Linked DNA regions of Mus musculus: regions 2, 3, 4, 5, 6 and 7 are each linked to region 1. A link is a loop called in an ENCODE intact Hi-C map of the cell type or tissue named here. Cell type or tissue: heart. All regions are shown on one strand.

What was found. A loop is a pair of places that touch in the nucleus more often than their neighbours do. Peaks named below come from ENCODE experiments on the same cell type or tissue, not always from the same donor. Only the 100,000 strongest peaks of a DNase experiment are listed, where the experiment ranks them.
Region 2: a loop joins it to region 1, with 4 times the contacts of the local background. A loop is called at or near these places in 8 of 42 quality-filtered maps.
Region 3: it touches region 1 in a loop (2.1-fold over the local background); 4 of 42 quality-filtered maps call a loop at or near these places.
Region 4: it touches region 1 in a loop (4-fold over the local background); 10 of 42 quality-filtered maps call a loop at or near these places.
Region 5: a loop joins it to region 1, with 3 times the contacts of the local background. A loop is called at or near these places in 6 of 42 quality-filtered maps.
Region 6: it touches region 1 in a loop (3-fold over the local background); 8 of 42 quality-filtered maps call a loop at or near these places.
Region 7: a loop joins it to region 1, with 5 times the contacts of the local background. A loop is called at or near these places in 9 of 42 quality-filtered maps.

The regions. Positions count from the first base shown.
Region 1 is chr4:82,504,003-82,508,002 of GRCm38, reverse strand. It overlaps Nfib (nuclear factor I/B), which reads left to right and starts at 2,224. Exons shown (of 12, transcript NM_001113209.2): 1 at 2,224-3,272. The coding sequence starts at 3,243. It overlaps Gm11266 (predicted gene 11266), which reads right to left and starts at 14. Exons shown (of 2, transcript NR_137202.1): 1 at 1-14. In heart, a CTCF peak has its summit at 1,747; DNase peaks (open chromatin) are centred at 52, 1,602, 2,252, 2,422 and 1 weaker place; H3K4me3 peaks cover 4,000 bases; H3K27ac peaks cover 4,000 bases.
Region 2 is chr4:82,314,150-82,318,149 of GRCm38, reverse strand. All of the region lies in intron 10 of Nfib (nuclear factor I/B), which reads left to right. Among named protein-coding and RNA genes, the nearest start is that of Nfib, 190 kb to the left of the region's middle. In heart, no CTCF peak of the experiment used is centred here; a DNase peak (open chromatin) is centred at 1,759; H3K27ac peaks cover 1,220 bases.
Region 3 is chr4:82,357,584-82,361,583 of GRCm38, reverse strand. It overlaps Nfib (nuclear factor I/B), which reads left to right. Exons shown (of 12, transcript NM_001113209.2): 4 at 1,784-1,852. Among named protein-coding and RNA genes, the nearest start is that of Nfib, 150 kb to the left of the region's middle. In heart, no CTCF peak of the experiment used is centred here; DNase peaks (open chromatin) are centred at 1,153 and 2,313.
Region 4 is chr4:82,397,973-82,401,972 of GRCm38, reverse strand. All of the region lies in intron 2 of Nfib (nuclear factor I/B), which reads left to right. Among named protein-coding and RNA genes, the nearest start is that of Nfib, 110 kb to the left of the region's middle. In heart, no CTCF peak of the experiment used is centred here; DNase peaks (open chromatin) are centred at 1,252 and 1,802; H3K27ac peaks cover 1,348 bases.
Region 5 is chr4:82,064,202-82,068,201 of GRCm38, reverse strand. Gm11264 (predicted gene 11264) reads left to right here and starts at 2,312. Exons shown (of 6, transcript NR_151604.1): 1 at 2,312-2,412. It overlaps Gm5860 (predicted gene 5860), which reads right to left and starts at 2,822. Exons shown (of 3, transcript NR_040659.1): 1 at 2,162-2,822. In heart, no CTCF peak of the experiment used is centred here; a DNase peak (open chromatin) is centred at 2,241; H3K4me3 peaks cover 989 bases; H3K27ac peaks cover 2,954 bases.
Region 6 is chr4:81,562,650-81,566,649 of GRCm38, reverse strand. No RefSeq gene overlaps it. Among named protein-coding and RNA genes, the nearest start is that of Mpdz, 120 kb to the right of the region's middle. In heart, a CTCF peak has its summit at 2,111 (motif pointing left); no DNase peak of the experiment used is centred here; H3K4me3 peaks cover 293 bases; H3K27ac peaks cover 2,944 bases.
Region 7 is chr4:82,434,317-82,438,316 of GRCm38, reverse strand. All of the region lies in intron 2 of Nfib (nuclear factor I/B), which reads left to right. Among named protein-coding and RNA genes, the nearest start is that of Nfib, 69 kb to the left of the region's middle. In heart, a CTCF peak has its summit at 2,264; DNase peaks (open chromatin) are centred at 66 and 2,366; H3K27ac peaks cover 2,109 bases.

The sequences.
Region 1 (4,000 bases):
CAGGGGACAACGGCTGTTTCTGGGCTCTGGCTGAAAAAGAGTGCTCTCTGGGTGCCAGGATTTCGCTGGGGGTGGTGTAGTGAGGAGGGAGGGAGGGAGGAAGGGAGGGAAGCAGAGAGATGGGCGCTGGATTTTTAAAGAGACCCCGAAATAATGGCTTCTGTAAGAGTCCAGGCATTCAAAGAGGTGTGTTCAAGGACATGAGTGCATTCGCGCCAAGGGGAATGTCTTTTATGGTAAATTAACTCCAGTTAAATTGAATATTTGTTCAAAGGGAAACTCCAGTAGTTAAAGCTGGTATTATCAGTGGAGCGTCCCCGCCCCCTCCCGCAGATTCTGGGGAGGGTGAGAAAAGGGATGCAGCTCACTACAAAGTGATGCTTTGGGATTGTTCGTTTTTATTCCCCCCCTCTTCCCGTCCCGTCTTTCTTTTAAAAGTTAAGATGAGGTTGCCTAAAATTTATGAGAGAAGTGAGTATTTATTTGGATTAACCCCGACTGTCACCTCCTTTCATCTATAAAGACTGTCAACTTTGTCCCAGCTTTTCAAGAAGAAGAAATGACCAGTACAAAAGAAATTAACGTTGTCAGAACGCTAACTAGAGGATTTGCCTAGCGGGGGCACGGAGGCCGCTCCCCGTGGCGCGTGCCCTAAAGGGTTAACTCGCCCCGGTTCTCACAGTTTCCCCCGACTTTACCTGTCCTCCTAGACCCGCCGCCCTCCCCGCCTCCCCACCCCCTGCGCCTTTCTTCACCAGGCTCTTGGTTTACAGGGGCTGCAGCTGGTAGACTTGGCAAGCTCGCCTCATTAAGAGCGCTTTTTGAAAACGGACTGTGTTTGAGCATTTCCCTAATGAGGACAGGACGGGGTTAAAAAGTGACCATTTCATGGTTGACTTGAACCTGCCTACTTTTCTTGATGTGTCGTTGTGAAATGCTTGATGTGGGTAACTTCCACTTGGGGAAGGAAAAAGTCACTGGTTCTTTCAGGTCCGCTGGGGGAGGGCACGGTGGTCAGGAGTGCGAGGACTGGAGAAAGTTGAGGGGGGGAAAGTCCAGGACGCGGGGTGGGAGCGGGAGGCCGCGGGGGGCCTGGAAACGCTCGGCGGCCCCAAGCTAGGGCGACATGGAGCCCCGGGCGCTCACTTTTCTTTCTCCATTGTCTGGGGCAGCCTTTGATTCCTCCATTTCCCCACCCACCCCTAGCGGAAACCCGGAATTTGGGGGGCGGTGTGTGTGGGAGAGAGTGCCCGCGCGAAAGGGGGTGCTGGCCGGTCGCCTCCAGGGTCCCGGGAATCAAGTTCATTCACTCGGCGGGGGGCGGGGCGGGGAGCCGGCGGGAGCCGCCGGGGAGACCCGCAGCCGCACACGCACCCCGCGCGCTCCCGCCCCGCAGCCTCGGGCGCGCCGCGGCCCCGCCCTGCCCGCACCCCCGCGGGAAGGGAGCCGCTTTCCGCCGGCGCCCCGGGCTCTGGGGGTGGGGATTGGGACGCGGCCAGCGCGGCAGGAGGAGGAGGAGAGGAGGGGCGAGCGGTGGCGCGGCCTTCCCGCTCCGAGCGCGGCCACGTGCACCGGGCGCCGGGGGAGGGCGGGCCGCTGCGGCGAGGCTCGGGGGACCCTGGGGACCCCGGCGCCCCTCTCCGATCGCCAGTGCGAGCTCCGGGCTGGGCTGCCCGCCGCGCCCCGGGCTCCGCGCCCGTCCGCTGCAACTCCAGGAGGCCAAGTTCACTCTGGCCCCCGCCTCCACCCTCCCTCTCCCTCCAGCCGCCTGGGGTGCTAGAGTCGGCGCCCTAGCCCCGGCTCGGGGCGGCCTGGGTGTGAGGGAATTTTCCATTCGTTTCTTTCTTGGGCCCAGGCCGGTTCAGGGCTTCTCCCCTTAGGATGTTCTCGCGTCTTGAGCGTCTGCAGCGAGCAGTGAAATAACCTCTCCCTGGGCGGGTTTTCGGGGGTAAACGAAGAGTGGCAGAGAGAAGAGCTATTTTTGAAAAAAGAAAAAAGAAAAGAAAAGAAAAGAAAAGTCCCAATACTGTGGCACCGGTCTGATACCTTTAACAAATGAGGGGGAGAGACGCGAGGGCTGGGGGAGGCGCGCGGGAGGAGGAGGAAGGTGGGGGGCGGGGGGTGTGGAGAGGCTGGTGCAAAAGGAACGCGCGTTTGCAGGAGGAGGAGGAGTAAAGCGGTGATTGTGTAATTAAATAATAAAACAATCCTTAAGTCTGATTTGGAGAGAGCTCGAGCGGGGTCCAGAGGGTGGAACCGGTGAATCTTTCAACTTGCAAGTTTTTCAAGGAAAGAAAGCGAGAGAGGGAGGGGGAATAGAGCCCAGGACAGAAAAGAGGAGTTTGCAGCCAAGCGGGATCGATCGTTTGGGATTTTTTTCAGGAGGTCCTTCCGATCCTTTCCGTGGGCTGTGGCCAGCGGCACCGGCAGCGGAGTCCACGCGCGGCGGGTCAGACCCGGGGCGAAGCGGGCGGGCGGCGGTGCGGCGGGGCAGGAGCGCAGCAAAGGCTTTTCCGCCCGGGAGCTCCGCGCCTGCGCCCCCTCCCTCACCCCGGCCTCTCCCTGCTCCCCCCCACCCCCACCCCCACCCGGCCCTCTCCTGCGCGCGCCCCGCCACCCGCGCGCACTCGCTTGCGCTCCCCCTCGCGCACACACGTGGTCGGCTCGCAGCAAAGTTTCGCCTGCGATCGCCACTCCCGGATCCTGCTGCAGTGTTGGCGGCGGTAACCTTGAACTTTACCAGCGCGGTGACACATTCTCCTCGCTTTCCCCACCGCCTGGCCTCCTGCGCCCCCCTCCCCGCCTTTTTTTAAAAAAAACATTTCACCACCCACCATCACCCCAATCCAACCCACACCGAACCCTCGCGCACCCCAACCCCCAACAACAAACAACAACAACAACAACTGCAAAACAGAAAACAAATCCCCTAAACCAGGCGACCAGCAGCCTGCACCAGCGGCGGCAGCCTCGGAGAGCTCGGCCGGCGCGCGCGAACCGCAAGAGGGTTAAAAGTGTAGATTGGATTTCACCCCGGGAAATCTAGCTCGCCGAGTGAACTTGAATCTTTGGCTATTTAAGGAGGACTGGGTTTGTTGCGAAGTTGCGGTGAACCGGCGCAGTGCCCCGTCCTGATTGATCGCATCGCTGGGCTCAGATGACTGTAAAATGAATAGATGAAATCCTTGCTTCTGGAAGATTTTCTTGGGCATCTCCGGGAAAGTGCGTTTTAAGGCGAAGTCATGATGTATTCTCCCATCTGTCTCACTCAGGTACTTATCTTGGTCGCTTTCTCGAGCTTTCTCTGGCCCCAGACGCCTTTGTTGTGTCTTCTTGCTCTTGTGCTGCAGACCCTCAAAGGCTTTGCCTAACCTTGGCACACCCTGGTCTTCCCCGAGAAGTAGTGCGGAGTTGCGGTGGGCTGTGCGGGCGGCGTGGGACCACGGCTGCCGTGTGCGCCCATCCCAGCGCCCGAGCGGGGAGAGCCGGCACCGGGCGGGCGAGGCTGCTGGGGGTGGGCAGGGCCGAGACCTGCGGCCGTGAGCCCCTGTCCGCCCCTAAGGAGATTGCGGCGAAGGCAGCGGCGGCGGTGGTGGCCGCGGCGGCACCCTCACTCCCTGGCCGGTGCGCGTGGGGCGGACTCCGGCTTGGGAGCGTCTGTAGATGGACTCTTGGGCAAGGGGCTGAGAACTAGGCTTGAGCGCCTTTGGACTCTGCTGCCCACAGTGGGCGGGTGACGCCGCCAGTCTAGGTGGTGGTCCAGAGGACTTATTACTTTGCGTTTTGGGGTGCCTAAAGTCCTGTTCTACAGTGACCCACATTTCGGGTTTTTAAAGACCTCACTTCAGAGGCGATCTTTTACGCTGACAAGAAGTTGAAGTGTTTGTGGTGAATTTTTAGGACTTTTAGGACACGTTTGTTTTAAAAGTGAGACTTGTTCATTTGATGATATTTGAACATCGCTCGCAAGGCATAAAGTAGTATCAGAAAAGTGAGATTT
Region 2 (4,000 bases), 190 kb after region 1:
CTTCTAAGGGCAGCTCCTAAATGCATTTGGTTTAAAGCTCTCAGTGATGAATGCAAAGGAAAATGAAGGGGTATATGAAATAAAAGTGATCAATCATTTTATATTAGCTAGGAGAAATTCAAAATTAGAAAGGCAGTGGCTTTAGGCCGAGGGAGCTCTTTTAAACATTCCCCATAACCTTTTATATACATGGCCCTTTAAAAATAAATATTGTCACCAGGTACATTCTTCAGTTCCCGCGGATTGCTTAATAAAGATGTATCCTTTCAGCTTATGAAAAGTATTGATGTGCATTGTTCCATGCTATTTTCCCTTAGAAAAGAACTTTAATATAGCTTTCATAAATTAAAGTTAATAAATGTAAGATTATTGAATAGTTTTGACTGTCTTCAGACAACCTTCCCACAAAATGACGTTACAGAAGGGCTTTCACCGTAGCTGTTTCTCTTACACGCTCACACTGACATTTCAATGGAAACATAAAATGCTAAAGTACATCCATGTTGGCAAATGAAACCCGTGCTTTTATGCTTAGGTGCTTGTTACACAGTTATTAGTCATTGCATATCTGCAACCTCCTTTTAATAATGATTACTTCTGGTTAATGCCAGTTCCTAACTGCCTTGAAATATTAGTTTTTGTGATTTTTTTCCCCTTCTGATGTTGGAATTTCACCTATCATCTAAATACAATATCTCACTTGAATATAAAAAAATAAAGTCACTTAATTACGTAAAGTGTTTCAGGAAGGTTTGTGTAAAGAAGTTGCTAGCTTAGCACTAACAATAACCCTCCCTGTGGAGAGTAAGCCTCAGCTCATATAACTGATCAGGACGTGCCTTGATGGGATGTCACTGCCTTGGGCATTGAGGCCTGGCGCTGGCCTGTCTTTGGGATCATTAACTGGCTTACTGTATTTGCCAGTGATGTAGGAGAAATCTCCAAACCAGAACTGTTTCACCTAGAGCTTCTTTCTGCTATAACTTTTGTGTTGGAAGATGGTGTGGTGGCTTGAAGAACTCTGAGGTCCTGCTTTAGCAAACTGGGCTCTGCTCTCTGCTGCCAAACACTTTGTCTTGGTTCGGAACACTTTCAGAATGTTGAACACACCTTCTCTGACTTCCCTGTGTAGAAGTCCTGCTTCCTGCCTCGCAAGCACTCTGTGCACACTCCTTCCTGTCAACAGTGACTGAACTCTGTATCCCAAATTTTATCTTCGTGAGGAAATGGGAACCCTCTAGCAGAATGTTAGAGTTGGCTTAGAAGGTATAGACATTATTTTATAATTCAGGTTAACAATGTTAATATAAATGGATATTATGAGAAAATTCAGTTAAATTAATACCAGGTCCTTATATGCTAAGCTTCATAATTTGCTTACTATAATAGGAACTTTATTAATTTAAAATAATCTAGCTTATTCATCATCAATTACAGTTCAGTAGAAGGCTGCTTTCACAGCAGAAACCTTAGTAATACACACCAATGACACCATGACAGTTTGACAAGATTTGTTGTAGATTGAAATTAAAAGCTTGTAGCTAAAACACTTCCTGTGAGCCATAAGAGACCCCACCACACAGTTATACGAGGCCACACCAGTCTAACCAGCCATTGAATACCTCACTGGAGATCATAGGCAGACGAAATAGGGAGCTGCCTTTGCCTTCCTTAAATAAGACAATTAAGTCAAGGAAGCTCCTAACTGTAAAAACATAGGGCTTGGTCTCAGTCTCAATAGGATGTCCTGGCTGCCTGTGCTATCTGTGACTAGAGGTACTGGCCGAGTGCCTAGTCACTGTGGGTTTTATTGGTGCTTGAGCTTCAACATTACATCTCCTGTGTGACCATGTAACGCTGTTATTGCAAGTTCAGTTATCGACTAGTTACGCTGAAGCTGAAATGGTTTCAACACTTTTCTGGGCAGAATTTGGAAGTACTTTTCATTACACTAAAGATTTCTGTTACACAAAATAGCTTTTAAAGAAATTGCCTCTGTAGGATTTCTTTCTTTCTTTCTTTCTTTTTTTTTTTTAACTAAAACATGAAGTGAAATCCTCTTATAATATTTGTCCTGGCAAATGACAAAGCCAAAGCTTGGAACATTAAAAAACCAGCATTGAAAAGTCAGTCATTAGAAGCAAGCAATTGGAAAAGGACACAAGTGGACTATCAACAGGCTTCTCTGTAGAGCCCGGAAGCAGGCTATCAACACTCAGGCCATTCTTATTGTGGCTGTTATCATAATTGACAGCATGACGCAAAAGCCTATCACATGACTTCTGGGTAGGTATGTAAATGGTAAGAGGTCACTTTTCACATATGCCTGATGAAAAGGGAACAGAGTTAAAGGAAGTTTTAGTCAGTCTAATGGCTATGCAAATGTTTAGCTTTAGGGCTAGTTTAGAAATTGAAAAAAAAAAATCTTCCTTCAACTGGCTGTCTTTTATTATTCATTCCTTTACTGACTTTTCCTAGTCACCAAAGACAAGACTCTATATATACCATTTTAATTAATGACAAAATAAAATTATGTTTAATGCAGCCTTAAATTTCAATCAGCAAAAACACTGGAAAAAAAGGCTCTTAGTGGGAAAATTCTAAAGATGATATTTACAAACAATTTGAGCTGCACATGAAGCTCAGGATAGGCAAGAGAGAGTGACAGCATGGTGGGGTGGGGACATAACAGGCATGTTGGGGTGGGACAGTGACAGACATGGTGGGGTGGGACAGTGACAGACATGGTGGGGTGGGGCAGTGACAAACATGGTGGGGTGGGGACATGACAGGCATGTTGGGGTGGGACAGTGACAGGCATGGTGGGGTGGAGACATGACAGGCATGGTGGGGTGGGACAGTGACAGACATGGTGGGGAGGGGACATTACAGACATGATAGGGTGGGACATGACAGGCATGGTGGGGTGGGACAGCAGCAGGCCAGGTAGGGTGTGGTAAGAACCCAGGTTTAAAGTCAGGACTTTGGCTGTTGCCCTCTGACTTTGAACAAGCCTTCAGAAGGAAAAGGAACACATCCCTCTAGCATTGCTAGATACCTTAAATCTTACAGGCCTGAGTAGTTTCCATTGAAAGAAAGAATCCTTTATTTTCCAACTCTTGAACATATGACTTACAGTCAGTGATTTTCGTGGACTATTTATACCCATTTAACTTTATTCTGTGAAGTATCAAGAACCTTGGCTTCAGATATTGACACTGTGACTTGCAGGTACCAGGGTGGTCTTGATTTTTCTTCTTCACAGTTTCCTTGCAGTCATTTTTCTTGTTCATTAAAGGTCCACAGCATCCATCCACAGTTCCTTCCAGTTGCTCCATAGCAAGTAGTTAATAGTAACAGAGGAAAATGTTGCCCATCCAGTCCATGAGTGGACACGGACACTCAAATGGCGGTCCTTTTTGTACTCTTCCATTGCTCCCCTCCCCCAACCTGTTGCCCTGATCATTTTTCTTACTTTTTTTGTTCCCCCAAGTTGCTATGTGTTTAATAACCAAAGTCCCTACAAATAATAATAAAGGGCTTTCACCTGAGTATACAGACTTGAATTTAAGGCCATGTTGATTCTCTGTGGCTATGCGCAACTTAGCATACTGAGAGTATAGTACCTAGGTATTTCCACTTAGGAGTTTCTGCTTAGGCACATTTCTCATTTTAATCAATTAAAATCCTCACCTGGCTCTGGACTCACTGTGTGATAACAGATGACCTAGAACTTCTGGTTCTCCTGCTTCCTCCTCTCAAGTGCTAGAAGTAAAAGCAGGCACCACCATCCTTGGTTTTATATGGTGCTGAGGACGAGGGGCCAAACCTAGGGCTTTGTGTATCCTGAGCAAGTACTCTCTTGACAGCTACATCCCAGCCTCCTTGTGCAGATATTTGAAAGAAACCAGATGGTTTCCTTCCTATCTTTTTTTTTTTTTTTTTTTTTTTTTGACACAATCACATCCGAATTGTGGCAGGCACAAAGTTTCCCTTCAGA
Region 3 (4,000 bases), 150 kb after region 1:
CCTTCCTTCCTTCCTTCCTTCCTTCCTTTCTTTCTTTCTTTCTTTCTTTCTTTCTTTCTTTCTTTCTTTCTTTCTTTCTTTCTTTCTCTCTCTCTCTCTTTCTTCCTCTCTCCTTCTTTTTTTTATTCTCTCATTTATAGACAAGAAACCTGAAACAAAGTAAGGTCTACTCACATGGCCACCATCTCTTAGCTGGCAAACTCAGGCCAGGGTTTGCCTCCCAGATCTTTCACTTGATGGTTCCCTGTGACTCTCCACACATGTGTCACCTCCCTGTACTGAATCTGATTCTTGGTCAGTTATGAAGCTGTGTGTGAAATGCAATCTAGTGACAGAGTCTCAGACGCTGGGGTATTCTGTTCTAGAAATACTTCTGTTATGAACTTTTCAGACTTCTATGTTATCTTTGTGGTAGTTTAAGCTATTCACGATCTTCCAACTCTCATCATGTACTCTTGATAGGAAAAAGAATTGTAAAACTTCTGGACACCATGCAATGACCTACCAAGCAAGCTAGGGTTTCCCCGGGGTCCTGGACCGAGCCTATGCTCGCTGTGTGCTTCACTGCATTTGCAACATCTAGTTTTAGGGGGAAAAAAACGATGAGTGGAATCCAGTAGTAGCATGAGTAAGGAAAGTGTTGAAAATTGCCAAAGAAAATTTAAGGTTCAGAGATTCAGCTTGGTGCAAGGAAGGATTCACTGTGTCCCAAGGGTTTTTTGTTTTGTTTTGTTATTTTTGTTTACATAATCTTATTTTTATGAATGGTACCTTATTTATTTTGTTAAATTGGATATTTTATTTGTTTACATTTCAAATGTTATCCCCTTTCCCAGTTTCCCCTCTGCAAACCCCCTATCCCATCCCCCCTTACCCTGCTTCTATGAGGGTGCTTCCCCACCCTCCCACCCACTTCTGCCTCACTGCCCTAGCATTCCTCTACACTGGGGCATCAAGCCTTCACAAGACCAAGTGCCTCCCCTCCCATTGATGTCAGAAAAGGCCCCTTCAGCTCCTTCAGTCCTTCTCCTAACTCCTCCATTGTGGTCCCTGTCCTCAGTTGGATGGTTGGCTGTGAGCATCTGTGTTGGTCAGGATCTGGCAGAGCCTCCCAGGAGACAGCTGTATCAGGCTCCTGTCAGCAAGCACTTCTTGGCATCAGCAAGTGTCTGGGTTTGGTGTCTGCATGTGGGATGGATCCCCAGGTCGGGCAGTCTACGGATGGCCTTTCCTTCAGTCTCTGCTCCACTCTTTGTCAAGTTTTGATCCTTGGTTGAATGGCCCTGGAACAAGGCTGGAAATTCTGGTAGCAGCAGCTCACTGTTCTTTAATCAGGGAAGGATTTGTGAAAGAATAGTGCTTTTGAGAGATCTTTGAAGCTTTTCCAAGGCGGTGCTAATTGTGATGTGGTTGTGGTTTTCCTTTTCTTTCTAGCTCCTTCCCCCCTCCCCCATTTTTAATAGGTCGACTGGCTTTCCAGGTGTTGTAGAATGAGATGCATTCAGAGCGTGTCCCAGCCTTCCTTCTCCCTGTCTTCCATGGCAAACAGGATCCTACCAATTACAGATTTAGAAAAGGAATGGGAAATTCCATGGGTTTTCTGTGTTATTTATATTTCCTATTTTTGAAAACAGATTAAGCTTGTACTTGGGTTCCACTCTTACGTGTCTTCAGAATAAGCATTCCCGGCGGTTGTTCTAGTCTAAAGAACAAACTCTAGAACTTAATTGGTACCTTTACCCTCTGCGTGTTCTGACCCTTTTCCTTTGATGCTTGTTTTCAGGGTACCTCGAGGACAGCTTTGTAAAATCCGGAGTCTTCAATGTATCAGAGCTTGTGAGAGTATCCAGAAGTAAGTAAACACTTTTCTCTCTACACAGGTACACAGAATCATTAAAATCTTGCACATTTTAAATCTTAAATATGGTGTGAAAACTGACTACTTAAAAGTATCTGAATTTTAAAATTCATGATTCAGAAAAAAAAATCTTAAATTTTCTAATAAAATAACCGAAGGTATTACCTGATTTTGTAAACATTTCCATTTAGCCTTGTGTTCTGTAACGCTCATGTTTAGGCTGTTCTCATTGGTCATCATATTGGTATCCCTTCACTTGAGTTCTCTGTGACCATAGATGGGCATTTATATCAAAGGAAGTGTGATTAATTAAATGTACCCTGTGTTGTTATGATAACCCACATACGTTTCCTGTAGATAAGTGCTTTTTCAGTTATGGCGCTTTGGTGGGGGTTGGAAGTGTACAGGAATACACACTCACATGCAGTGTGTAAAGGGATGCAGAAATTAACTTTGCAGATTGTACTCCGATATAGATAGAAAGCATTGTTAGTCCAAACAATGTCCAGTTGTTTACAGCAGCCACCTCACCTGAGTGCCATTCTTGGTCAGCTTGATTGGGTTTCTCTAGGGTAAACTCACCTGACTGACTACCTAAGCCAAGGGGAAGCCCTGTTGATTACCAGCTCTTGGTTTATGCCAGTGTGAGCAGACACATCCAAGGTGCCAGTATTAATGCCCTGGTGACAGAAAAGGAGGTGACTGTTTTCTTCCTGATCCTGTCTTTGATTTAGATTGTTCAGGTCACCTTGAGGGCTGTGTTTTGACTTCATGCTTCGATAGAAAGTATCTAGAACTGATGTCACTTAGATGATCCAGTGGCAAGTCCAGAGGGTCCTTGTTTGTCTTTATTACCAGTCCTCATGTGCACACTTCTGTAATCTCAGTACTCCAAGAGGCAGGAGGATTGCAATAAGCTTGTAGCCAGCTGGGCTACATCGCTAATTCCTGGCCAGCTGGGGATATATAACAATTCCCTTTCTCAAACTAGAACTCAAACAAACAACAACAAAATCTGTTTGTTTGTTTTTTTTTAATTTGTATCAACTCCAGAGTTTATGAATGAGGGCCACAACCAACTGTAAAGACCAAACATAGTGAGCTAAGAATTTAAGACTAGCCAAGCAGCTGTAGAGTCCTCCTGTTTGGGAACTCTTGTCTCTAAGCTGCCAGGTGACTGTCTTTTGAACTATAGTTTCTCAAGTGACTCAGATTTGTGAGCTTTCCAGAAAAAAAAACCAAACCAAAACAAAAGCCAACCAACCAACCAATCAACCAACCAACCAACAAAAACCCATGTTTATCGGAGAATGACATATATGGCCACTCAAGACCTTATATACCTTGTCTCTTCTGCCAGGATTCAGTGTAGATATAAGTGTCATGGGTCCATCTACCTGAAGGCAGCATCGGGGATGACAGGTACATATGTGTATCCCAAAAGCGCTAGTGTATGTATGTACTTCACACAAGCCTTCTGATGATCTAGTTCATTGTTCAAGGCCACATGTGATTTTCCAGAAATCCCCTAAGGAAGCAGGTATTCAAAGTTGTTCTTTAGCAGAGATTCTGAACTGTGAAACTATAGAGCACAGGAAAACATTCCCTCCTCTTAGACCATTTTACGAACCCCATAATGGGTTTTGTCCCTTCTTATAAGAACAGTAGAGCCGTCCATCAGAAAGGATTCACGTAGTGCCCCATTACAGATAGCCCTAGCCCAAGTATGTGAAAAGAAAGCCACTTTGGAATCTTCAAGAGCCCAGAATGATATTTTGAAAAAAAAAATGGGAATTTCAAACATAAAATATAAATTAAAAATACCTTCTCATAACATTTCAGAAACAAGGTAAATTTTAACATGTTTCACTCATTTATTCTTAATTTATACTGTCATTTCTTAGAGGTTTTTAAGCTGTGTGTCATAACAAACATTCCTGATTTGTAATTAGTACATTAATTATCCATATTCATTCCTTAGTTAATTTATTCAGCAAACATTTACTTTCTCCTGCATATGTAAATAGATGTCTCTGAGATTCTTGAAAGTTCTATTCTCCTAAGTGTTGTAATATATTCACACTATAATCTTGTTTACACAGTTGAACTACATTGTTTATGAAATAGGGGTTTATGAAGTCA
Region 4 (4,000 bases), 110 kb after region 1:
AGGAAGAATATACCAGATGAAGGGAATCAAGCACTTTAAAGATGAAATTGGAGTTTGTCTGACGTCAGAGTAAGGACATTTCAGTAATGAAAGCCATATGGGTACAGAGCATGGAGACCTGCAATTAGCAAAACAAGGGGGAGGAGCCTTAGAAGGTAAGAGCTGGGCCAACACCTGGAAGTAGGGCTTTGAGGTGAGGGGTTTCCAGCAAGTCTTTCTGGTTCATCTGGTTCGCTGAAATGGGAGAGAGTGGGCAAAAGGTCCTGCTGGAATAAGGACAATAAGGACTTTGTCATTCAAATGAGAGCAGGGTTAGCTATAGAGGATTGGGAATCGCAGACAATGAGTAGTAGAATTTAGCAAAGTGGAGCTGGTTGAGTTTGCCCTGGGGTTACAGGCAGGAAGGAACCAGGAGGTGGGCCTCATGGAAGGATTTTCTTAGGCAGTGATAGTACCAAAGGGTCCCACAGTAGAGAAAGAGCCATCCACTTTAGAGAGAGGCACCACAAAACTTCTCTTACATAGACAATGGAACTGGTCCCCAAAGACAAAAGGATGGACCTTTGATGGTTCCAGATATATGGAGTCTGAAGTCAGTTAGGACACCCTGTGGCTGATGGGACAAGCGGTGGTGGTGGTCAGGCATCCCTGGGCTCTGATGCCGGGTGGAAGATTAATTTTGATCCTTCCTTATGAGGTGGAGCTCAGGTAGTGTTTGAATATTCCCTTTTTATTTTGCTTCTCAGTGTTACTTCAGAACAGCGTCAAGCATACTAGGTCCTCATTTATTTTTTTATATTAACTTTTTTTTTTTGAGGGAGAAAATTCTTCAAGGATGAAAGTTCTGTGGGATGTTTCTTTTTCCAGTTTGAGAGAGAGAGAGAGAGAGAGAGAGAGAGAGAGAGAGAGAGAGGTGTTTGCAATATCTTTTCAATTTAATTTTATTATTTGCTGTTGTGTTTAAAGAAGCAGAAGCTACTCTGAAATTTAGGTGTGAATTTTGGAGAAGACATGAACAGTTTCATAAAAAAATGAAACAAAATGTGCCCAACCACTGAGTGCACCCCGGGGAGTAAACCCTGCCCTCAGGTCCCTGATTCACCCTGTTAGTAGCAGCCAGTGAGGCTCAGTTTACTGGCACAGCCTCCTCTGCCCTTCCTCTCCGTGTGAGTCCCAACCTTAGCAGGCAAAGGCTCAGAAGCCTTGGGATGAAGCTACATCATCCCACAGTTGAGCCAGCTAATGCCTAAGTACAAACAGTAGCCGGCAGTAAGTGGGTGTGGCCCTGCAGCTTCCTGGAGTGTCTTACAGGGGTTTGTCTTTGTTTGTAGATGTCTGGGTCCTGCAAATGGACTCCCGTCTTTGTTCAGTATGCAACTTTGACTACGTAATTTTCTTTGAGTTAAAAAAATAAACCAGTGGAAGGCTTGCTAGTTAAAGATCACACACACACACACACACACACACACACACACACACAGCCTTCAGAAGCAAATGTTTGTGGGCATAACCAGACTCCACAACATTTTTTTCTTTAAACTCTCTTTAGCCCTTGTCATCTTAAGATGTGCCTTATGCCTTACCACTTCCCTGGGAAATACGACTCACAGGAGCAAATTACGTTTCTGAGAGAGTCCAGGAGGATCCTAGTTAAGTAGATTAGGGTCTGGCATTCCTTTTAGCTTCATCAGTCATTTACAGCAGAGGATGGACACTGTAGCCGTCTGCGACTTGCCAATTAGCTGGGCTTTCCCCGCTGTTTCTGGTTTGGCAGGGATGAGGTGGTTCACCCTGCTGCACTGCTGCCTGCCAAGGACACATGGCCAGCTCCCTGCTTCCTGTCTTCCTCTTTGTGTCCTGGCCTTGCCTTCCAGACAGCTGCCAGGTTATGGTTGCCAAAAACCTTCCTTCCTTCAGAAAGGTCAAGTAACCTCAAATCACCTTTGCCAATATTTGTGTTTTCTTTTTAATCCTTCTGTGCTCAAGTTGGAGAAAACTGTAGCACTGAGTGGAACTTAGGGTCACCTCGGATCTCTTGGATCTGAACCTGAAGCATCCCTGAGCCAGTCCGGATGGTGCTTCTAGTACAGTTCTGTTCACAGCTCTGTGAAGTGCGATCGAGTTCAGGAGGGTTCAGTGTGGATCTGAGTGCTGCTGCTTTTTAGGATTCTCAGTTCACTTGTGATCTTTGGCCAAAGCCTGATGCATTGCATGGCAGGAAGAGAAGAATGTGGAGATAGGTTTTGGCTAAAGGCTTACTTTTTTTTTTTTCTTCAAAGAACTTGATAGTTGCAAACCTGTCTTTGCTTTCCTGTTTGGTGTCTGTGAATAAGAGTTAGCAGCCTGTCCATGGCCTGGGGACAGCGAGTGAATTAGCAGGAGCTTGCAGGATGGAAGTACCACTTCCTTGGCCCTGGCATGGCTGTAGGAAACACAGTCGCTGGGACTGAGGTTCAAGATCAGTGTGAATAAGTGTTTTGAATGACACTCACCACTCACCAAATGCATGCACTGAACAGGCCATGGTTACAGAATGGGACAAGCAAGATTTCTTGTTCCTGGGCAGCATATGGTCACATATAGACCTGTCCTCTCTAGTTCATCTCTTCGAATTACTTCATGCTCATCTTTCATCAAAGGACACGGCCACTAGTAGATAACACTTTTTAGAAGATTGAAGGTCTAGAACATTAATAATGAGATATTACCTTTAAGTAATTTTCTGCTTTAAGGTCTATGTTTTTATGAAGTGTTTTCTATGACACATGGGAACCACCACAACCATTGTCTATATTCTGATGTCCATTTTAGATGGGAAATTTTATGTCTCTTTCATTGTTTCTTCCTTCCTTCCTTCCTTTCTTCCTTTCTTCCTTCCTTCCTCTCTCTCTCTCTTTCTCTCTCTCTCTCTCTCTCTCTCTCTCTCTCTCTCTCTCTCTCTTTCTTTCTTTCTTTCTTTCTTTCTTCCTTTCTGTACTAGAGATTGAATTTGGGGCTTACTGCATGCTAGGAGAGTGCTCTACCACTGAGCTCTGCCAGCGCCTCTAATACTTTATAAGGCAAAGAGAGCTACCTACTGATTCTTATGGTGTTTGCTGACTGACAGAGGGGAGGGCTGTGTCCTGCCCAAAGACTCAGAGAAAGTTCAGCATGGTCCTGAGATTTTTTTTTTTCTTCCTGGCATTTCATGTAAAATTGGACACGTGATCTTTCTCCTAAGCGCAAGCCTAAGGTTCTAGTATGTGTTTTGGACTTGCAGTGAGAGTAACTTAGCATAAGCCACCTCTTTGTCTTGCATTGCAGTAGCCTTTGCAGAGTTGGGCCCAGGTCACCCTTGCAGTTTTACAATTTCTTTTCTTGACATCTAAACTCTGCTAAAAAGTTGCAGCCTCAGGGACACCTGCCTTTCTGATGTAACTAACAAACACTGCTAACTTAGAACACATGTTCTTCAGAGTTCACCTATAGCCTTGAGTCCCGCATTTGCAAGCTCAGCATCTTTCATTGAAGACAGCCTAATTTTCTTAAATTCCCTATTTTGCCTCTCCTTGAACTATTGTCTTTTGTAACAGTAATAAGGAAATGTGGTTATGGGTTTAATTGCCACGAGGCAATTGTCCCCTAGAGGACTCAGTAGAATTTTCCACTCTATATCTGAGGGCTGGGCTCCATCAAGATGATCATTCATAAATAACTCAATTAGAGTAATAACAACAATGCATTTATTTTTATGACAACTTTGCCTCGGAGAGGTCCTATCAAGTCATTGTTCTAATACCCCACTAGAATGGGATAAATATACATTTCGAAAGTTTTTCTATAGCTCCTTTGAAGTAGAGAAGTGAGGCAGAAAGTGTCCTTGATGTCCCTGAGGTCACAACGTTTCTAGGGCCAGGACAAGGAAGAATGCAGGTGAGGTCTCATGTCACTGCAGGGTCTCAAGCCAGACAGGAAAGGAGCAAGGCCCAGCATCCTCTTAGAATTGCAGATGATGCTGGAG
Region 5 (4,000 bases), 440 kb after region 1:
TAAAGCTGCAGGGCTAAGCAAACTTCAGCGTATTAGAAAGCAGCAACAGACGGCCTTATCTGGTATCAATGGGAGGAGAGGCCCTTGGTCCAACGAAGGCTCAATGCCCCAGTATAGAGGAATCCCAGGGCAGTGAGGTGGGAGTGGGTGGACAGGGGAGCACTCTCATAGAAGCAGGGGGAGGGGGATGGGATGGGGGATTTGTGGAGGAAAAACTGGGAAAGGGGATAACATTTGAAATGCAAATAAATAAAATATCTAATAAAAAAAGAATTGATTAAAGAGAAAGCAGCAACAGAGAAACGCTTCACTTCTTAGTCCCCTCTTGGTAGCAAGCACTCCTTCAGGATACAAGACCCTCAGCGCTCACAATAACCACTTAAGCAAATGGAGCCATGAGAAGGGATTCTGTGACCGAAGAACTGACTTTCCATGTTTATTTCATCTTAATTATTTTAAATTTAAAACACTTATACTTGATTCAGATTTTAGGAAATATTTAAGTACTTTTGGCACAACTTGTGTATGTGAATCTATTTTTTTTCAACTGCAAGTCTTGACAAAGCTAAATATAAAGTGAGTATTTCTTATGAAAGTGCACTGTCTCAGTGTGTAAAATCCACATTGGCTTTTAGAGACTTAGTAGGAAAGAAAATAAATGTAAAATATTCCATTAACATAGATTTGGTGACTAGGTCTTGAAATGATAATATTTTGGATACATCAGATTAAAGAAAATGTGTTATTATAATTAATTTCCCCAGCTTCTTCTCTGCCTTTTGGAAGTGTGGCTACTTGCAAGTCTAAATTACAGACATGGCTTGCATTACATTTCTGTTGGACAGCATGAATTGGGAGGTCTTTTGAAAATCTCGGCCATGTCACTGAATTGTTAAAATACTCCAAGACAGTAGCCCCTGCCTCCAACCCCCTTTGTAGGAAGGGTAATGGAGTGAATTTTTAAAAAAGTTTTAGCAAACTAGAGAGATGGTTCAGTGGTTAAGAGCACTGATTGCTCTTCCAGAGGTCCTGAGTTCAATTCCCAGCAACCACATGGTGACACACAACCATCTGTAATAGGATCAGATGCCCTCTTCCGGTGTGTCTGAAGACAGCTACAGTGTACTCACATACATAAAATAAATAAAATCTTAAAAAAAATAGTTTTAGCCTTTGAGGAATTATGGAGCGAATGAGGTGAAGCCAGGAAGGAGTACAGGCCAGGTTGGGAAGGCTCTCTTCCCCTCTCCTCTTGGCTGTGTAACTCTGTGCAGCTTTCTCTCAAAGAGGTGGAGAGCTGGCATGCTTTGTCTCTTGAGGCTTCATAACAAAGTTTATAATCAACGATTAAAACTCAATTTATAATCAACGATAGAGAGAACAAGAATACCTTCTCTCCAAATGGCAGCTAGTGGAGTACTGCAGTTTGTAAAAGGAATGAGCAACAAACCCATTTATGTGAACAAAGGGAGTTATAACAATGAAGGCTAAGATGTACTGGTAAAGGAGAGAGAGAGAGAGAGAGAGAGAGAGAGAGAGAGAGAGAGAGAGAGAGAGAGAGAGAGAGAGAGAGAGAGAGAGAAATTAGATCTCCCAAAGGGCTCTGAGTATGATTAGCAGAAGCAAGAGTTATCTAACAGGACTAACGCAGGCTTAGGAATTCTCAGAATTGCATCCACCCTATTAATACTATTTCATATACGGACATCACAAAGAATGAAAATCTTCCCCCTCCAAGCACATTTTTGATGTTATTAATCTCAAATCAGCCAGTTCCCCGTCTTCTCCTTATGTCCCCATCTTCTTCCTTCTCTCCCCGTCTTCTCCGCGCAGTGGGGCACAGAGTCACCAAGCCTTTCTTCATCCCTGCATCATCAAAAGCAAAGCATGGCTAGAGTAGATGCAAGTGAACCATCCGCATTGGCACGCTCTCCTGTGAGGGAAAGACTCACAGAGAGCAAGACGGGCAGTTAGCACATCATTTCGTCCACAGAGATAGGTGCCAGCTGCATGTCTTGAAAAGCTCAGCTATCTGCTCTGTGACTTGGTCTGCCTTTGCCTCTTTCAGATTCAAGCACTTGGGGTTGGCGGCGCTCAGTACTTCAGTAGTGCCTAGGACAAAAACAAAGAGAACAAAAATTGTGCCCGGAGGACAGCATACCCGCTTTTCCCAGGGGAATCCTGAAACCACTTCCTCGGATGTATTTTCTGTGTCATCGCAGGAGACAGGGGAGAAGGTATCCCTGCCAAAGCCACATGATGGGCATTCTGTGGCCCAGCTTTCTGGCTCTCCCCAAGTCCTACCTTCCCCATTCTGACCTTCCACTGTGCAGAGAACAGACCTGCCAGAGAGCCTTGCTATTTTTACTTCACTGCGAGGGGATCTCAGGTTACAAATTATATACGGATGAGGTAAGTTCCAGGTAGGCAGACTCATGTTTCCAATTTAGCTTGGCACTGATTTTGAACATTAAACAGTCCCGCCCCAGCCCTCCCTGTTTCCACTCTCCTCCCTTCTTTGGCATCTCATTTCATCCCCGCTTCTTAGGGTCACTTTCTTTTCCTGCTGTGTCCCTCAGCTTTCAGGCTGCGTGAGGGCAGGTGAGGGCTACCAGGGAGAGTTAAGTTCTGGACAGATAAGATTGACTCCTACTTCCGATTACTGAGCTGTAGCAGCAGTGCACCCACCTTCTTTTGCTATGGTGGATATTTGTAGTAAAGTTTAGAAGTTTTCCATCATTTTCCTTCGTGCAGTCACAGTTAAGCCCCGAGACAGCTTGAAGAGGTTGGGATTGCTGTAATTATCTACGGGTTGCAGAATGAAAAAAAAAAAAAAAAAAGCCAGACTCAGAGAAAGCTAGTGTTTTGACTGGAGTACATAGGCAAGATAAAGAGCAGAAATAAAAAGCAGGAATAAGACCCTTCTGGGCGGTCGACCTCCTTTAAAACCCCGGGTCTCTTGAAGAAGAACACAACTTTCCTCCTCTCTAAATTTCCCTTTCCTTCCATTATTCTTCAGTCTCAACTCGGTTGGACTTCAGTTGAAGTCTCCTTAAGTCTCCTCAAAGTTACTTGCAAGACAAACACAGTGGGTCTTTCCTGCATTCCTTCTGATGAATGTAAAATGTTGATGTGAATTTAATTAGAATGGAAGTTTTCGGAATGGGAGCCACTAAATTTAGGCTAAAATAAACAAGGGTTATTAAGAGTCAGAACTCAAATGCTTGTTAATTTTGCTCCTAATGCTAAAGGTATCCATTAAATGGTATGCTCATCTTCAGGGAGTTTATAGTATAATATGTACGGAAAATTTTAAAAATAAAACAACATTATTCCCAACCAGAATCTTGCAATGAAGGAGAAAACTTGAATTGCTCCTAGGGAAAGAAATAGCTTTAATTTAAAAAGAATACAGCTTTGAATTTTGGGACATCGTGCATACTTGTTAGAGATGTAGACATTTGCACATATCCATGAACCCAGTGTAGTGTTTAACCCTTCTCTTGGCTTATTGGGGTACCTGTTTAAGACTCCTTGACTGTAGTATTGGAGTCCCTTTAGAGGTGGGTGTAGTTTCTTGTTCATGAGCTTCTTCATTCTCTTACATGTGTAGTATAGACAGTTCACAATATAATAAAGTGAGCATGGAATGAGGCAGGGTCTGAGCAATTTTTTTCAGTGTATCTGTGTCCCTGTTTCCTCATTTATAAATTTGGAATGACAAGTAAGGCTACATTAAAAGTCTATGGACAGCATTGCATGGTTAATCTCTAAAAAGCACTTAGAATGACTTTAGTAAATAATGTTTGATAAAGACAGACAGGGAAAGCTACAAAACCTGTGACTTGGAACAGAGATCCACCTCCAAGATAGACTGATGCAGTAGTGACTCAAATGGCATGAGAGGAACCAATAACTTTTTAAATTGTGGGAGAATTGAGGGGAGGGGAAAAGAGGAAACATGATCAGATATGGGGGGCAGGAGAGAAGCCCTGAGAGT
Region 6 (4,000 bases), 940 kb after region 1:
TCATTCCAGCTGAAACTGGGTTTATAATTTTCAGAGTTCTCTTACCAGTCCACCAAACTGAGGCTTGAGAAGTGACAGTCCAGCAAAAGCCGCTAGATAACGTCCTTCTCTCTCTGCCCCACTGATTCGTGTGAAGAACGTTGCCAGAAGATGGCCCAACGGTTTATAAAGTTGGCAAAGCTATTGCCAGACCTTTTCTTCTAAAGGTCAATTAAAAATGCTAGCTGTACTGTAAACAGAATTCTTCATAGAAGAAGACCACACGGTACCCAGAGTGGTCTCTTAATACAAAATATCAATTCGATTTTCCTCAGGAGATTCACTCTCCTTTTGCAATGCAAATATTTTCAAGTGTACTAAACACGTTTTAGCACCTCAACATAGGCACTAAAACTATTTGCATGCAAAATTACCCAGAGTAGGCAGACAGGCACAAGCTTATGCTAGCACCATATGTGCTGAAGAATTCGAGCCAGAAAACAGCTAGTACTGGACGGTATTTACAATTTAAATTTAATTTTACATTATTATTCAAATGAGCATTTATATATAAGTCTCTATTAAAATTAATGCTTCACATGGAACAAAATTTTCACCTAAAATTATACTTGCAATAGTACTGGGCCTTTTTGCCCAGCTATCTAGATCATTTAAGAACCACAAAGCATTTCTATTTGTTTTTCGATTCTACCTGAACGACAGAGTCACGCTTTTCCTATGAGAATGAAAAGTAAAACTAATCTCGATTGGAAGGCCGGAAATCAACACAAGCACAGACCAACCCTGACACACTAAAGAGTGTAAACGATCGGAGAGAACCCGATGCTGCCTGATGATATCATAGTTCTTTTCTACCTTTCCACTAAAACGCCAACGATCTCTTTCCCTTTGCCTTCCAACAAGTTCCATGTGTTTTGTGAACAGTGACATGCCTTTGGCTTGATGTTTTGTTTGCAAAATGCAATGTGTTTTACTGTCCCCAGAAAGTAGCACTTCTTTGTATACTCAGAAACACGATCAACTGCATGCCCTGTTTTGTGCAACCCAGGGAAGGAGCCTTCCACCCTGGGCAACAGCGGTATGTGTGTGAGGGGTGCCTCAGAAGCCGTTGCTACAATACCACAAACAGAAGGCTGCCTCCTTCACTGTCCCCGAGAGTCATTTTCTATTTTAGGATTGGTAAAGTGGTAAGTCTTTAATGTCACTGATTTAAACGCTGCGCACTTTACGTTCATCTTCACTTTACAGAGAAAACTCTAGATGGATCAGAAGCCAGCATTCATTTTGCTCACCTGGGCTGCTTGGCTGTGTATTTATTCTTGGAGGCCCTTTGAAAATAAAGTCTCCATCCTCTCTTCATTGGTTCCCCACAGATCCACGGTTTCCTACTTACAGCTAGTGCACACACATCATAGAGGTATCAGCCAAATAAATACAAAACTTGAGTGGGGTTCTTAGAGATTGTTATTTTGTAGTCTATTTTAATGAAAGTCTATGAACCAAAAGTAGAAATATCCTTCAAATACTGGGACTGTGGTAATCTTTATAGCCTGTGGCCAAGGAACTCAAACTGGAATAGAAGGAATAGAATAACTTTTTAAAAATTAAGGATAAAAATAGTGTCAAATGTACCTAGAATCTTAACTGCAAAACATATTTACTCCTGGATTAACTATAATAAATTTTACCTTAAACCTAGCAAATAGAATGTTTCTTTTGAAAAACTTAAAAAGTAGGGCTCTAAGGCTAATGTCTCTTTTGCCTTCTTTTCTCCCCCTTTTTCTTGAAAACCACAGGAAGCTGCCTTCTTCCCCGACTTGCAATCAGTCTCCAAAATGTTGAATCATTGCCTGGATGCATGAACTCAACTGTGTGCAGCTTTAATGTATAGCAGCCAACATTTCTATACATAAGTACTCTCAAAGGGGCTCAGAGGAGAACTAGAGACCTTTGGTTCTGTGGGTTTAATGGGAATGGAAAATCTCCACGTTTACACATCTATTCTCACATATTAATATCATTACATTTAAACGGAGGTTTGATTTCAAACATTGAATTAATTAAGAAGGGAACATCTACGGTATTAGAAAGCCAAATCAAATGCCAACAGCGCCCTCTACTGACTTCTAAAAGAAAACTTTTTTTTTTTTTTTGTCTAGCAACAGAAAGAAAATTTCTGTTTATTTACTTAGCGAAGCACCCAGACACCAAATTAAATGTCTTAGAAAATACCAAATCCCTTGGTAAACCTGAAGGAAAAATGCGAAGAATTTTATAAATAGAAATCAGCAGTCATGTGGATGCTCCACTACCAATAAAAATTTCCTGTTCCACTAACAAATTGTGAACCATTTCCTAGCCTGGGAGCCTTTATTACAGTCAGGGCAAAAGCTAAAAAACAATTAGGGTTGGGTTAACATTCGCATTTACTACCACCAGGCACAAATATGAAACTTGGATTCCGAAAACTGAGAAGTCTTAATGGAAGTTTCAGATTCTTACATTATACTTCCATGCTTCTTGCTGTGTTAAAAAAAAAAAAAAAAATCCAAGCTCTTTCTTTATGGTTATTTCTTTTAGGAACCATAGATCATTTCTAATTCTCACACAACTTTGAGGCAAAGATACACTGGGTTCTTTTACTAAGTGCTAACATTTGCTGCAATGGGTATTTTAATTAAGGCAATCAAAGAACTGAAAAATAAAATAAAAAATATGTTCCTGCCAAAGCCCTTGCTCCAGACTTCGTGGAGACTGCCACGGTCTACACCTGCAATGAATCTCATTGGTCTCACTCCGTGAGTGCTGCCGCTGCCTTAAATCCCCCCACGCACTGCAGCGTTGGCCACATTTTTATGCAGCCTGGCTCCCTGCTCTGAAGCAGAACTCCTGAACAGCACATTCTGATGTTCTCCAGTCTCACTCACTTCACCAAGTGAGACCTGACAAGCTTTACACGAGAGGCGGGTGTGAGAGAGTCAGGAATGTTGGTGTGAAGGCACCAGAAGGCAAAGCAAGCGTTTCCTACTGACAGAGGAAGGAGCAGAGTGGCCTGAGCTTGCTGCGTGGATGCTCTGGCTCCACTGCACAGGCTTTCCCCGACGACCCTCCCTCACCTCCACCAGTCTGTGGTGGGAGGGTTGCCATAAATTTCTAGTAAATTGTAGGCTGCTAAATTAGAAGCGTTCTTCAACTCTCACCTCCTCCCATCAACTCCTCGCCTTTATAACTGTATTCTCTCACTCTGGCACGCGCACACGTGTGTGCATATACATACATACATACATACATACATACATACATACACACACAGACAGAGAGAGAGAGAGAGAGAGAGAGAGAGAGAGAGAGAGAGAGAGAGAGAGAGATGCTACCTTTATCATCCAGAAAGAAACATTTCTGTTAAATCGCCACCCTTCGTATTAAACTTTCTGTTGTAATTTAGGAAACCACAGTGGTTTCCTAAAGCATTCCTAACTGTGTCAAAGCTTCAGAGAATCTTTTTTCCTACGGCAGGTTCTTCCCCCACCCCATTCAAGGGTCTTCTCTGCTGTTTCTAAACTGTGTGACCTAAGGTAGGACACTCAAACTTGTTAATCTCGGATTACTTCTTTCATGGAAAGAGGATGGTAACAGCATTCTACTTAATCTATGGGGTTTACTGAGATTCTCATGAGATAAAGTTTACAATATACTCTAATAGGATGTCTGGTACATAAGAAACAACCCTTACTATTTCTGCATACATAATGAACAAGAAAAACGTCTCAGGTGAATGAACCAATGTACTACTGAACCTGTGTGTGGCGTGACACTGTCCTTCCGTGGGTTTCTAAAGGCAACTGCCTCTGGACAAAATGTGCAGGGAGGGCAGCAGCTCAAATCTCAGATTCAGAAGTGGGTAAATTTCCTTCTAGCCTTGTCTGGGAGACATCTCTGCCTGCTCATGGCTTTGAATCAGTTAAACTCTTTTAGCTTTGTGGCGCTACCCTACAAAGGG
Region 7 (4,000 bases), 70 kb after region 1:
GGAAGGTGTCCCTGCTCAACTTGATGCACAGAGAGACTTTGAGGATAAAGAAGAGTTGGTCCTGGCTTTCTCACTTCAGAACTGTATCTTACTATGCCCTGGCCAAAGCCACTCGACTTGCCGACTGTGGATCGAGGAGAACGCTCTGTCTGCCTTCTGTGTTTCTAAGGGGTGATTTTGAGTAGATGAACTGAGGCTTGGGAGAGGTTGCCAAATGAGGTGGCGATGATGGCTAAAGAGACTGCGACTTCGGGAGTGCTTTCTGGCAGAAGTACAACACAGACGGTATCATGTTTTTGACCATAGTACTTTAGACAGGCTGCCAAGTGTTTGTGATGAGATAGGGCTGTTACTATACTTTGCTTTTAACTTTACTTTTGCATACAGTGTATCGTTCTTGTTTTATAAACTGTGTTGCATACTTTTGTCTCTCTATAAACAAGTGAAGCTGTTGAGTTTTTGGACAAAGTTTGAAGCAGTCTTGTGTTGCTTCTATGCTTTATGCTCCAAGTTGAGAGCTGAATAGTGAGATCTTTTTTCGCACCATTTATAATGCGATGCACATTTTGAAGGCAATTTAAATTCTTTTGACTCCCCAGCCATATGCTTCAAAATGGAAGCATTCTACATGTCTGAATAGAGAACTAGGTAGAAGAGTGGCTCACACATGCCCAGCAAAGTCTGCAGTGGGTTATTGTCCTCAGTGGGGCAGTCCAGTCTCTTAGAAAATCGCCAAGTATTAGCCCCAGCTTTGTTGAAGGAAATTTAAAATATTTCCAAGGCTACACATGATCATTGATATTCAGAATTTATACGTGTGATGAGACTTTATAACTTGTCCAGCATATTATTTGAAAAGGTGTCAATATGGAGAGTCATAAACTTGTAAGTCTAGTTTGTGATGGAAAGACAAACGCGAATAGGAGTGAGAACTGCATTCCTGTTTTGTAATCGCCGTTTTCCCCTATCCCCTTTCAAGATCATATTCTTCTTCGTTCCTGCCACCGACCGTCTCGCAGTTTATTTCTAGGCTGGGAGAGTGGAGTGAATACTCTCGTAGCACATAAACTTCTCCATTCTGCTTCTCTAGAGAATATTTTTCATTGTTTTCACAATCCATTCTGCCCGGGTAGAAAACACCAGATCTCTCCAATATTTGGAAGAGAGTTTATACTTTCTCGGGTAGAAATATCCTGTTGCTAAACTTCTTTTTTCATAATCACGCTGATGTGTTGTGGTCATGCTGCACTGACCACATGGATGCCATCATAGAAGTAATTTAACAGATGTTTGGATGGCTAGGCTTATGCACCTTTTTTTGGAGTTTAGGGGGCTGGTTTCTTACTATATATCTCAGGCTGACTTGAAACTGAGGATGCTCCTGCCTGATCCTCCCCAGAGCTGGAATTGCAGCTGTAGAGACCACACCTAGCATTTACATGTCTGAGGTTAGGACACAGGCTCCTTCCCATTCTCATTAGAACTGTCTTCTTTGTCTCTTCCTTCCATTTCTATCTTAGTTAACCACGGGCGTGTGATGTTAGATTACATAAAAAAGCAATTGTCTTTTTAACTTTCACCAGAAATGGGGGGAGGGTACACTGACCACCTATGAGTCATACCTTTTCCTGATAACAATTGCTTATAGGTCTATTGACCTGCACCTGTAGATTTAGAATGGCAGCACTCTTGATGTGTGTACAGTTGCTTGTACACACACACACACATACACACACACACACACACACACACACACACACACACAGAGGGAGAGAGAGAGAGAGAGAGAGAGAGAGAGAGAGAGAGAGAGAGAGAGAGAGACATGGTTTTCTTGTCTTGCTCTCTGTGTAAATAAAAGTTTTTAAAGATAAATTAATGTTCTTCTCTGTAGCACTCTGACAATAACTTGTTAAATGATTGAGATTTATTTTGCATTTTAAGGAGATTTCTTACGATGCCTGTTAATGGGATGCGTTCGTTAGCATACTTGAACAATCAGCAGTAACATCCTTTCTTATTAAAAGCTGTGCTATATAACTCAACAGCTTCACAATACTTATCCCTTGATGGACTTTCACCACTAACTGACCTCAGGTTGTTTGGGAAACAAGGGGAATGGGGACTGAGGATTAAGAACCAATAGAGAGAGGGAAAGAAAAGAAACCAGGAACTGAACTTGGTTTATTTTTGAGAAGTCCATGGGTTGCTATTTCAGTTGGGTGAAACTGTGTTATTGTTTATCTGTGCTTTCTTCCCCTTGTGGCAAGAGACGTGGTGAATAGACACTCACTCCCAAAGACACCAATTCCAAAGCCCTGACTCATGAGCCCACAATGAAATACGAGGATGCAGCCATTTCCTACCTTTGTTTGAGAGCAAATGGATTGGCCCAGGCGGATGTGGGCCTAGGCTGCAGGGCTTTGCAGAAGGAAATGCTTTCGGTGGCCCTTCAGTACTAGATGCTCTCTAACAACCCCTTTGTATTGCCCTGCACAGAGCAGTGCAGTGTGAAAGTGTTCCAGAGAGTATACAGATCTAGTTCCGGGGCCCCTGCTTGTGCACTTAGAGCTTCTATGAGGCAGGGGAAGTAGAGAGAGACTTTCATTGCTTCTAAGGCAGAGGATTTTGAATGCTTATTATACAGTGTAGTGAATGCACATACCTATCGCTTGCTAGCAAATTCCTACGTGGTTGCAGCTTCAACATATAACCATGACTTCTAGGTACCTTACAGCTTGGCCCCATCTTACCTCTTCTGCAACAGTTTGCCTAAGCTCTGTTACAATGTTGCCTGCTTTCTTATGTTACACTGAAACTGACCATGTCACCACCATCTAGCATTCATGGGTCTCTGGTGTTTGTGTTCTGGAATCTCTCTTTCCCTGGAGAGTTGCAGATTCCTCTTGCTTCCTTATTTTGTCCCAAGTCTGTCCAAGTTACCTGTGCCTACAGAGTCTCATATCTCTTTGTCATTCCTCTCCCACCTCCCAAACTGGTTGCCCTGGAACTACCTCTCATGCGATACGAATTTCGGTCTTTATTACTGTTCCTGAGGCTTGCTAGAGTGTTAGCCTCATGAGGGGTTAGAGCTTGAGTCATTTTGTGCTCTTTATTCCAAGGCCTCAAATATAGTAGAATTCATATCTGTCTGTGCCTAGAACTTGGAGGAAAACAGGAGATCTGAATAAATGAAGACCCACTGTGGGCCATCAACAGATGGTGCTAGCTTCTTCTCTTGGGCCATTCCAGGCATTGCTGCACTTCAGGATGACTTAGTTTCCCATCTTATATGTGGAAACAACGATTTGCACACTCAGAAGCATTCTGGAGGTCTAGTTATGAGGAGTAATTCTGTGTAGTGAAAAGGCAAAATACCAACTTAATGTTCTGAGAAACAGTACAGGGGTAACGAAAGATAGTGTGTACAGTGGATGGTGCATCTCTCTGGGCCCATGGTTTTTCTTGTGTGCTCTGTCCCTGGGCACGTTTTCAGTGATAATGCTTGGAATGGTTTTGCAAGGGAGGAGTAAAAGACAGTTGAGCATGTGCAACATGCAGAATAGAACTTGGGGGTTGGGGCAGGCACAGTAAAGTCAGAAGACGAGACAAATGAGAAATGGAAGCTGTATGTTGTCATAATAACCAGTGTCTTTTCTCAGACATGATAGTTTCTTTCTAGAACTTTCAGAACTGTGATTTTATTTTAAACCTTTGAACTTATTCAGTCTGGAAAGAATTTCTTCTGTCTATGTGGTCCGTAGCCTACAGTGTGGTGTATGGGTCAGTGGCCCTACTGTTGGGCTGCCTAGCAAGTCTCTGCCAAGAGGATAGCATAGGCCGAAGTGCGTTTTCCAGTGTGAGGGTATATAGGAGATAAGGAGGTGGGAGGGGGGAGAGGGGACTAGGGAGAAGGGGAGAGGGGAGATGGAAGGGGGGAGGGGGGAGGAGAGAGGGAGAGAGAGGGAGAGGGGAAAATCTGGATGTTCTCCAGGAAGGGGCT